2 separate regions of the Homo sapiens genome follow, and region 1 is linked to region 2. A link is a loop called in an ENCODE intact Hi-C map of the cell type or tissue named here. Cell type or tissue: dorsolateral prefrontal cortex. All regions are shown on one strand. Each heading gives the region's core, and the rest is flanking DNA. Links, peaks and the distances in the headings are about the cores only.

Region 1 (5,382 bases), core at 101-5,100, 700 kb before region 2:
AACAAGTGCTTAATATGCTATCTAAACAATTTTTCTTGACCTTAATAGCTCCCTGTTAGAAAGCTAAGTAAACAAATAAGTGTCATTATGGTCATGTATGTCAGGGAGCCATGGCACCGAGGAAGAAATTACATAGAATTTTCTATGTAATACAATGAAAGAACATAAAAAATTAATATATATGATATATAAAATGTATGTTCATTTCTTAGAAAAAAATTACATAAACCCAATAGAAGCTTTGATAATTATTAGTGGGACCTTGTCTACTTAATTTTATATAATTATTTTAAGTTGGATTTCAGGCTTCTCCTTCTGCATCCTCAACACTCAAATTCTGTTTATCAGCTGCAGGCATCATAGATGCATCTCTTTCCAAAATCATGAATCTCATCTACTTAATGAACCCAGAGGACATTAACTTCATTAACTCTCCCAGAAGAACAATGAAGTCACTGAGAAGATGTTTCATAGTCTTGGTAGAAATTCACTGGTGTATGCCCATTTCCCTCATTCTATGACAGCTGACATTGTCACTTGCATGTTTCTTTTTTTTTTTTTTTTTTTTGAGATGGAGTCTCATTTTGTCGCCAGGCTGGAGTGCAGTGGCACGATCTTGGCTCACTGCAACCTCCGACTCCCTGGTTCAAGCGATTCTCCTGTCTCAGTCTCCCGAGTAGCTGGGATTACAGGCACGCACCACCACGCCCAGCTAATTTTTGTACTTTTAGTAGAAACAGGGTTTCAGCTTGTTGGCCAGGATGGTCTCGATCTCCTGACCTCGTGATCTGCCTGCCTCGGCCTCCCAAAGGGCTGGGATCACAGGTGTGAGCCACTGCGCCCGGCCTGTCACCTGCATCTTTCTCCCTGATATTTTCTTTCCTTTCTTTTAATGGTTCTTGGCACCATCCATTGGTGTAGCATACTTGGGGGTAGGTAGCTGAAAAGCTTAGCATGGAAATCAGGAGGCCTAGGTTTTGGTCCTAGCTCTGCCATTAACTTATTTCCCTAAGCTTCTGTGTTTTAATCCACACACAATAATTCACTCCTACCCTGGGTGTCAGAATAGGGAAGGAGAAATAATAAAGCTGAGGAGAGGAGTGGAGGACGACCTTGCATTCATTTCCCAGTGATTTGCAGTTGTATCAGTCACATTAGACTGATTTAATTCATGCTTAGACACTGTATAATGTGGGTGTTCATGATTGGATGCCTCTATTGGTTGGGATACAGTCTCCTACTATCAGTGGCTCTTCTTTGCTGTAGGTCCTCAGAGCTCTCCCCATTTCTCCAGAGAATGGAGGTTGGGGAGGGGTACAACTCATCAGACTTGGGAGTAGGCATTTCACTTCCACCCACATTCCACTGGCCAGAACTCAGTTACATGGCTACATCTGACTGCCTGGGAGCCTGAGAAATGCAGTCTAGCTGTGTGTCAAGAGGAAAAGGAAATGGTCGGGGAACCATATTCTGCCACACAGGTTGATTCTCATTTTATATACCACAAGGATTGTCCAACTTATTGTGAGCTACTAAAATAGTCTAGTCTGTGCTATCTCTTGAAATAACTGTGTACTTTAAGTAAGTGGGACTTAAAATTATTTTTATTTTTTAATTTATATTTTTATTTATATTTTAATTAGAATAAAGGTACAAGTATTTGACCCATATTATATAATAGAAGCATTCAAAAAAGGGAAAAAGGGACAAGAAATTATTTGAAGAATGGTCATAAAGTTTTGAGGAGAGAATCAAATATGAATAAATTGAGCACGAGTTATTTTACTCAAACATATGAAGAGTGCACATTATCACGATAAAGGGGAAAATGGGAGACTCCTGTAAAGCACAATAATAGGGATTTTGAAAGGTGCCTCTTTTAGTAAATTTTGTACACAGTCAATTGTAAAGAATTCAGTGGGTAAGGCCTTGATAATCCTTATCATCTCCTCAAATTGCTGAAACATTAGTCAATATTGAAATAATTTTGAAAGGTATTCTTATATTTCACCTGTTTCCACTGAGTTGAAACATATAAATAAACCCTCCCAGCCCAGATAAGATGGCAGAATATTTAAAATTAAAGATATTAGATATACTTAACAAATCTAATTCTAATCTGGGAAAATGCTCATCCTAAAGCAAAAACAAATTTTGTATCTATTTTTTCTTAAACATGTGAATCATATTTCTGTGAAAACTTTTGATAATTGTGTCTTTTCTAATAAAATGTTAGTAGTTGCAAATATTTCCAGCAGTTTTTAAAAACAAGCATAATGAGTTGCTTTTGAGAGCAACTAAAGGATGTATAGATGGTTGGATGGCAGAAGAAAGGAAGGAAAGAAAGCAAAAAGGAAGAAAAGAAGGAAAGAAAAGGAAGGAAGAGATGTACCAATATATAAATCTTCTGGCTAAAAAGTTCAACTTTATATCTAGGAAATGTCCATATATGTGGATCAACATTACCAGAGTTGTTCACTAGAATGCAGTTTATAATTTTTAGTGATGGATAAGTGCTTTTAAGTATAAGGTATGCTTTGGGGCTTAATTCACAAAGTCCGAACATATTACATTAGAAGGATTCTCAGAAGTCATCTAGCCAAATCCTGTCCATTATAAGTGATGTACTGATATTGACAATCATATGAAACTGTTAAGTTAATCAACTAATGATTAAAACAGTAGTGTAGTTCATATATACTGTAATATTTTAACCCTATATTCATTTATGGCAGTACTATTTAATGGGCACCTATTTCTGATATGTGGTTCAACTTTTACTCAATACTGCAATTACTAATTTGCTGACTATACCTCCAACCAGAGAACTTCTTGAAGACATTCATGCGTTTTTCATTTTTGTATACCTGGCAAATAGTAGGTTCTCAGTAAACGTTTGTGACACTAATCCCCAATTCATATAAGCAAATGATTATAGTTGACATCAGAAAACCCATTATCGCCATAACAGTTCTCTCTGCCCTTGGTTGGTCCAGCTTCCAGACTTCTTACTTCCAAGATAGGTTTTTAGGCTTATTTCTTACCACTAGAGGGCAGGAAATGCCTTGCAAAGGGAAAACGGTCCCTCTGGTTGTGTTAGCTATTACTTCCCAGGAATGAATAACTTCATCACAAAAAAATTGAAGCTATCCCAGTTTAAGGTCTTTAGAAAAGCTATCGTATTCTTCCCCTTTCCACTCAAACATTTTTGCTTTATTGGTAAGTTTGGTTCAAGTTGATTCATTTAGATTGTTGAAATATTTGTTCCCTTTCTTACAGGGAACCTTCTAAAACATTGTATAAGGATGTCTCCACTTGAAATGCTTTACAAACAGCAACCCCATAAAAATGCAGTAGTGGCATCCTTGTATTTACGAGGCATCCCAAAGGCCTCCGGACATTTTTATTTTGATTAGTTTTCTGATGTAAGAACACTCAGCTTCTGGAAGCTGAGTGAAATCCTCACGCTTCCTTGACCTCTTATATAATCAGATTAGATCTCCTGAGTGAGTCCACGGTTTGTGCTGACTGCAATAGACGACTCAAACTTTTGACTGTGTCTTTCTTTTTGAATCCCCCTTCCCCCCCCCCCCCGCCCCCCACCTTTCAAAATCACAGTCCCTTCCAGTGTGAGTGGAGTAACGGTGAACAATTCCGGTCGTAATGACTACCTCAGCGTTTCCTGGCTGCTGGCGCCCGGAGATGTGGATAACTATGAGGTAACATTGTCTCATGACGGCAAGGTGGTTCAGTCCCTTGTCATTGCCAAGTCTGTCAGAGAATGTTCCTTCAGCTCCCTCACCCCAGGCCGCCTCTACACCGTGACCATAACTACAAGGAGTGGCAAGTATGAAAATCACTCCTTCAGCCAAGAGCGGACAGGTAAGGCTGTATGAAGGTTCAGGGCTCCGTAAGAACCAATTCACATGTGGCTCAGGGCACCACAGAGCTGTAGCAATTCTGTAATGATGGGATGAAAGGCCCTTGAGATCACAAAACTGTTATGAAGTCTTCGTATTTTAACCCAAGAAACTCCTTATGTGAGCAGACCCTGTGTGACTAGAATTTATATTATATTCAAATAGTGAAAAAAGTGTTCCCGTTTATGGAGTACTTTTTGGTTGCTAGGGCCTGGCTTTATATATCTTAACTATAACTAACCCTTATGAACTCCTTATTGAGGTAGTCATTGTTATTATTCCCATTTTACAGATCAGGAAACCAAGGTTCAGGGAGGTCAAGTAACTCGCCCAACTGTTTACCTTGTTAAACAGCCAGTGTGTTTCAGATCCTGGTTTTAAACCCAGTTCTGAATGACTCCAGTGCCTACAAAGCTCTCCATCCTAAAATCCATCCTGAAATGTCTGTTGGTCAAAACCACTATTCATCCTTTTTCACACAAGGTGAAAATGTGAACCTTTATGGTTCTGGGACTAGGGAGCAAAAATCTTAGCAAAGGAAATGAATGTTCAGTCCAATGTGCTGGAAAGAATTAAATTTAAATAGCTACCATTTTCCCAATATATTTATGCTTTCTGGGGTTTATACCTGAGATTTCTGCTTAAGGTTGGCATCAATACATTGTCAAATGTTTCCTACTAAGCTATGGGTTGATTTCTGTATTTTAAAATGTCAGTTTTTCCATGAGGTTCTGAGACAATTGTCCTTATCCTGTTACCTAGCGCAGGACCTGGGGCTTAGTAGGCACTCAGTAAATACTTGGCAAAGGAATAATCAGAAATCACTTAGATCAGGGGTCCCACCTGGGAGTCCATGGTTCATGGGAGACTTTAGGAATGTAGTAACCCCTGAAATTGTTTATGAGGTTGCTGGGGATAGGAAAGGTATATGCATTTCTTTGAGAAGAAACAGTCCATGGCTTTTATCAGATTCTTATGGTTTCTGTGACCTCCAAAAAGCTAAGAACCTCTGATTTATATTGTTACAGGATGCTGACATTGAAGGGGTCCTTAGAATGATCTAATCCTGTTTCCTCATTTGGATATAAAGGAAGTCCCAGAGAAGGAGTGTGGCTTCTCCAGGGTTGCAGGGCTGACTGGTAGTGGAGTTCAGTCTAGCTCCAGTGCTGTCCATTCCATCATGCTGTATCCGAGAGCACTAGTCAGGGATATAAAGAGATTATCCCTACCCTTGAATAATTTGAAGCCCAATTACACTGACAATCACAATAATGACTTAGATCTGAAAAGCAGATTTCTATTTACAAAGCAGTCTTATGTCAGGGTCTCATATTGATCAACTTGGAGCCTAAAAATCACCAGAAATTAAAGGATGTGTTACCTAACTACCAACCCCTTGCTTCCTACCAATGTCAATTCATGATGATTTCCTATCCGTATGACTTTAATATTGCCAAGTCTT
Region 2 (5,382 bases), core at 191-5,190:
AACTAAATGTTTTGTTTTGTGTCTTTTTTTTCTTTCTTTCTTTTTTCTTTTTTTGGCCTTGGGAACCTGCTCATTTTCATTCTGGAACTGTTGTCTGGAATCAGTTATCTTTAGTCAGCTTTTCAGTGACCTGTGAATAGGACTTAAACAAGGGATATAGGATTTCCTATCTGCTGGAAATCCTAGTAATTTCCATCACTCTTCCATGGTTGTTCTCTGAAGATGGTGATGAATCAATGACCTTTCTGGGACAGGCAGCAGAAAACCATCGCAGGATGGAGCTTAACTCTGGGATGGCCAGGACAATTTGAGCAGCAATCTGGTTTGATGAGGGAATTCTTGGAAGGTTTGAGTGACTTGTCCTGTATCCCTTAGTGAGCTAGCGCATCTGCAGTAGAATGAACAGATGGTTCCCCCGTCTGGCTAGGGATTTACTCAGCCTTTTATGTCTGAGAATCATAAAAAAAGCTACAGGCTAGATGTGGGGATCCCTGAAGAAATTAGGGTAGCATTGCATAGGAAGGTGGATGGAAAGCTCTAACTTATCCACAAATGGGGCTTTAATTAGCATTTTGTGTTTCTAAGGTTGGAAAAAAAATGGTGAACAACTGCTGACCATGTTGGATGCATATACAAAGAAAGGAGGCAGTTTGAGGTTTAGTTGATATGAGGGATAGATGCCCAGTGCAATTCTGAGACCGCACTCCCAGGAGATGGGTGGGACTTGACTGACAGGGTGAAGTCATCATCCACAGAAGGCCTCCACAGCCCACGCTGGAGCTGACGCCAAAGGTCCCTCAGAGAATCAGCTCTTACCATGGGGCTGTCAAAGGAAAAGGCAGCAGCCCCAGCAAGAGAGACTGTGTTTTTTCCCACTCAGGTGAAGCCACGCACATCTCCTTTCTGGACAGTGTAAACCTCTAGAATCTGGGGAAGTGGTGGGATGGGGGAACCCAAGAAGGAAGTCTTCAACCTCTTGCTAAGGTGACAAACTGGGATAGAAGAAATGGGACTTGGTACGCTGAATTTGTTCACACTGCCCACATTTGAGTGTTTACAGTTGCTAATAGAACTGGGTTGAGGCCAGACATGGTGGCTCATGCCTGCAATCCAAAGACTTTGGGAGGCTGAGGTGGGAGAATCACTCGAAGCCAGGAATTCAAGACCAGCCTGGGCAACTTAGTGAAACCCATCTTTACAAAACAAATAAGCAAACAAACAAACAAACAGAAACTGGCCTAGAGTGTTATCCTTTTCCCCTAGTATGTGCCATAGCATTTACTCTGAAAATTTTGAAGTTCAAGTCTTTGGACTTCAAAAGGCTACTTTGTTAATCAGGTCTCTTGGCTCAAAACATGATGTGTTACACGTTATATAAGACAAAAAAAAAAAAAAAAAACAGGAAGGCTGACCGCTTGGACATTAGATGACTCGGATGAAAGACTTCTAAAATGATTTCAAATTTCAAACATCCACTGGGAACTTGCCAATTTGAAGTGAGTTTGAGGAAAAGTTCAACTTTCCACCTCCCTGTTCTAGTGGAAAAACACGGTAAGTCTTGCTTCTCAGAGTGCCTTCCATGAGCCAGTAGCATCGCCATCACCTGGGAGCTTGTTAGAAATGCAGAACTCAGACCCTAGAGACTGAATCAGAGTCTGCATTTTACCAAGATCCTCATGCTATTTCTTGCACATTAAGGTTGAGAAGGATTGCAGCAATGCAATGGGCACACCAGCAGGCTCTTGAAGGCACTGCCATACTGCACAGCTTCCACAGGCCTGGAGCCTGAATCCTCTGAGACACATCGTCCCTGAAATTGAAAGATTGGCACTTCACCCACACCTGAGACGGGAAACATCATCTCTTCCTAGGAGGACCTGTGTGACCCCGCCTGCATGAAAGGTACATCAAGAGGGAAGAACCAAACTACCAGAGCTTATCATTGCTCTTCTGTGAGAGGGAAACTTTTGCAGGGCTGCTCAAAGGCTGGTAAAAAGCCTTGCTTTAATGCCCAAGGCTTTGATGGCATCGCCCTTGTTCCCACCCAGGTTTGCTCACTCGGTCTGCAGTGGCAGGCCCACACTCGGCATTCCCCGGAGTCCTCCAGTGCCTGCGTGCACTTTCTCTTCTTGGTTGGAGGCAATGAGGCTCTAAAATCAAGACACCAAAACGAAGGTTAGGATTCTTCCTTGTGTTCCATGTTATGTTAAATAAAATTTAATCTCCCAGGCTCTCTGCTTTCCTAAGTCTAATTCCAATTAGTTAAGGTTCCTTGAGCCCTACTAGGCTGAAACTATTTCCCTTGATCAAGTGGATCTGAGATTCACCAACCTGAAAGATAAGCTGACAATGTTTATAATGGCAGAGGACTCATTGAGACAGGGAAGATACAGACTTAAAATATAGGTATACATTTTACACCCGACAACTTTTTTCATGTGGAGTTTTACCACAATTTTTGATAGCCTTTACTCTTTCTGGCACTCTCTAGATCCAGAAGAGGAAATAAAAGAAAGAAAAGGGGAGAAGACAGAAGAAAAGAACATTAGTTAATGCTTAATTAGCAGATATTTCTCGGAGAGCTCATTCACAATCCCTTTGGGTAGTCTAGCTGAGGCTGCATAAGCTTACGGTGTTTCCTCCATCATCCAGAACCTCACTGTATATTTCTGACATTTTAGCTTTTGGTTGAATGAGGACCTTGGATTTGGAGGGTTTTTAATTAAAAGATTGTCTAAGCCAAGAACACTGGGACCTCGCGATGTCCTATACGCGTCTCAACACTGCCATCTCCTGGACAGGACTCCACTGTGCATTCTCTCTAGGTGCCTGCCAGAGGCAGGCTGCTCCGAGGCTTTCCGCAAAGGTCTTTGATAACTAAATATCTTTTTCTTTACCCAGGGCTGTGACACAGAGGCTGCTGAGGGTAAGAACAACCTATCCCCAGATGGGAGGACACGGATTGGTCCAGGGGGGTGGCAAGATGACTGGCGTTTGAGTGGCAGCTGTGAAAGCCTCCGTGGATTTGGCAGGAGTCGCCCATTCCAGAGGTGCTCTGCAGCGGGTGCATGGGCGGCATCGCAGGAGCAGCTGTGGGGTGGAGAAAAGGAGCTGGAGTCCTCCCAGCTGTGGGCCTCAGGGTTGGGTAGCATGCACCTGGGGAGAGACACAAGCAGGAAGTGCCCCTTTCTCACGGCCCAGAGTCGAGGAGGAAGAGCAACAGTGCCAGATGTGCTGAAGGTGGATCGCACTCACCTTTGACCTGCGGAGGAGAGCATGAGTCGGATGCAGAATAGGGCGGGGTGTCTGGGAGCTGGCGTTGCCTGAAGATTAGAGACATACATTGCGTTTTTGTTTCACTCTAGTCCATTATAGTTTTGTCACAAATGGGAGACAACCCTCAGTGTACAGCCCCCACAGTGATGGTTCCAGGTGCTGGGCATGGGGGGGTGAGGGGTTTGGGAAGTGAGACCCCAGCAGACCAGGCCCAAGGTCGTGTCCTGGTTAAGTGAGTGGGCTTTGGGTCCCAGCTCTTCCACTTCCTAGCTGTGTATCCATGAATAAGTACGTAACCTCTCCAGGCCTCCATTTCCTCATCTACAAAATGGAAATAATCATTACATCTACCTCACAGCATTGTTGTGAGAATTAAATGAGATCATGTATATAAAGCCCATTAACATAATGTCCCAAACATAGTGAGTGCCCAATAAAGTTTAATATTATTGCTTCTTATAAAGGACAAATATTTAAAGTGACAGATATCCCAATGGCACTGATTGAATCTTTACAAATTACATGGATGTATTAAATTATCACATTTACCCCCAAATATATATACATCTATTATGTATCAATAAAATTTTTTAAATAATTACTTCTTAATACTCCTATACCAGAAAAAAATGGTTGTACATACTGTTTGAGCTAACGAAATGTAAATTGCTGTCCCTACAGCAATGATTTTCCATCTGGGCGCAAAGGGATCCCAAAGCTCTTAAAAGGAGTTCAGGGGTTGTATAACAAGAACACTTTAAATTGCTGAGGAGAAAATAACTTTTTTCTGTTTTATATATTGAAGTGCAAGTAATTTTTTTTTTTTTTTTTTGAGATGGAGTCTTGCTCTGTTACCCAGGCTGGAGTACAGTGACATGATTTTGGCTCACTGCAACCTCCACCTCCCAGGTTCAAGTGATTATCCTGACTCAGCCTCCCAAGTAGCTGGGATTACAGGCGCCTGCCACCACACCTGGTTAATTTTTGTATTTTTAGTAGAGACAGGGTTTCACCATGTTGGCCAGGCTGGTCTTGAACTCCTGACCTTAGGTGATCTGCCTGTCTCAGCCTCCCAAAATGTAGGGATTACAGGCGTGAGCCATGGCACCCAGCCAGTAAAATTTTATTTTTAAAAAAATGTGTACTACCACTAAAGAAGTGTGAAAATCTCTGTTTCAAAAGACCTACAAGTTGCTTATAGCTCAGCATCTCTGTGATGCTGCATCATACATAAGCACCCCAACCTCTACTTGATTCTCTTGCTTGAAGAGGAAGCTTCAAGTTTAGTATGTTTAAAAGTCCAACATAATACGATGAAAAGCTTGCTTTTATCATTTATCAGAAAAGTTGTTTTCTCCTCAAATTAGTTCTTTATAATTTATTCACTTCCTATTAATAAGGGAAGAGAGGACACACATCTACTCTCCTCCAAAAATCCCACTCAAATAAATGTAAAGGAATAAAGAGACATAATAAAGAATATGAGCAGAGACCCCAGCAGACCAAATTTTAATAACATGGCAGCAGACAGAAATAGAATAGATGATAACTGAACTAGTAGAATGGACAAAACACAACCAAGACTGCCTGGAAATGGTGGAGGGAACAGAGGGATCCAACAAGAAGTTTTCCAATCAAACAAAACTCAAAAAGCCCAGGACGCAGGAGTCACCATGAGCTTCTGCATTCAGGGCTAAGGGTGGAGCTGAAAACAAAAGGATTGGTTGAACATTTGAACAAGAAACAACTGGAGGCCTGGCGCGGTGGCTCATGCCTGTAATCCCAGCACTTTGGGAGGCGGAGGCGGGCGGATCACGAGGTCAGGAGATCGAGGGCATCCCACCTAACACGGTGAAACTCCGTCTCTACTAAAAATACAAAAAATGAGCCAGGCGTGGTGGCAGCCGCCTGTAGTCCCAGCTACTCGGGAGGCTGAGGCAGGAGAATGGCGTGAACCCGGGAGGCGGAGCTTGCAGTGAGCCAAGATCGCGCCACTGCACTCCAGCCTAGCTGACCGAGCGAGACTCCGTCTCAAAAAAAAAAAAAAAAAAGAAAGAAAGAAAGAAAGAAAGACCTGGACCCTTATATTAGCTTCCCCACCCTGTA

Evidence for each region. Peaks named below come from ENCODE experiments on the same cell type or tissue, not always from the same donor. Only the 100,000 strongest peaks of a DNase experiment are listed, where the experiment ranks them.
Region 1: a loop joins it to region 2, with 5 times the contacts of the local background. A loop is called at or near these places in 94 of 110 quality-filtered maps.

Annotation. Positions count from the first base shown.
Region 1 is chr12:70,574,882-70,580,263 of GRCh38, reverse strand. PTPRB (protein tyrosine phosphatase receptor type B) reads left to right here. Exons shown (of 34, transcript NM_001109754.4): 11 at 3,619-3,882. Among named protein-coding and RNA genes, the nearest start is that of PTPRB, 60 kb to the left of the region's middle. In dorsolateral prefrontal cortex, for the core only: CTCF peaks have their summits at 2,860 and 3,059 (motif pointing right); no DNase peak of the experiment used is centred there; H3K4me3 peaks cover 624 bases; H3K27ac peaks cover 717 bases.
Region 2 is chr12:69,876,969-69,882,350 of GRCh38, reverse strand. It overlaps MYRFL (myelin regulatory factor like), which reads right to left. Exons shown (of 25, transcript NM_182530.3): 3 at 3,256-3,323; 4 at 2,898-3,156; 5 at 2,059-2,150. Among named protein-coding and RNA genes, the nearest start is that of MYRFL, 54 kb to the right of the region's middle. RefSeq lists a silencer at 2,628-2,922 and enhancers at 3,022-3,071, 2,589-3,126, 3,127-3,664. In dorsolateral prefrontal cortex, for the core only: CTCF peaks have their summits at 2,580 and 2,781 (motif pointing left); a DNase peak (open chromatin) is centred at 2,790; H3K4me3 peaks cover 998 bases.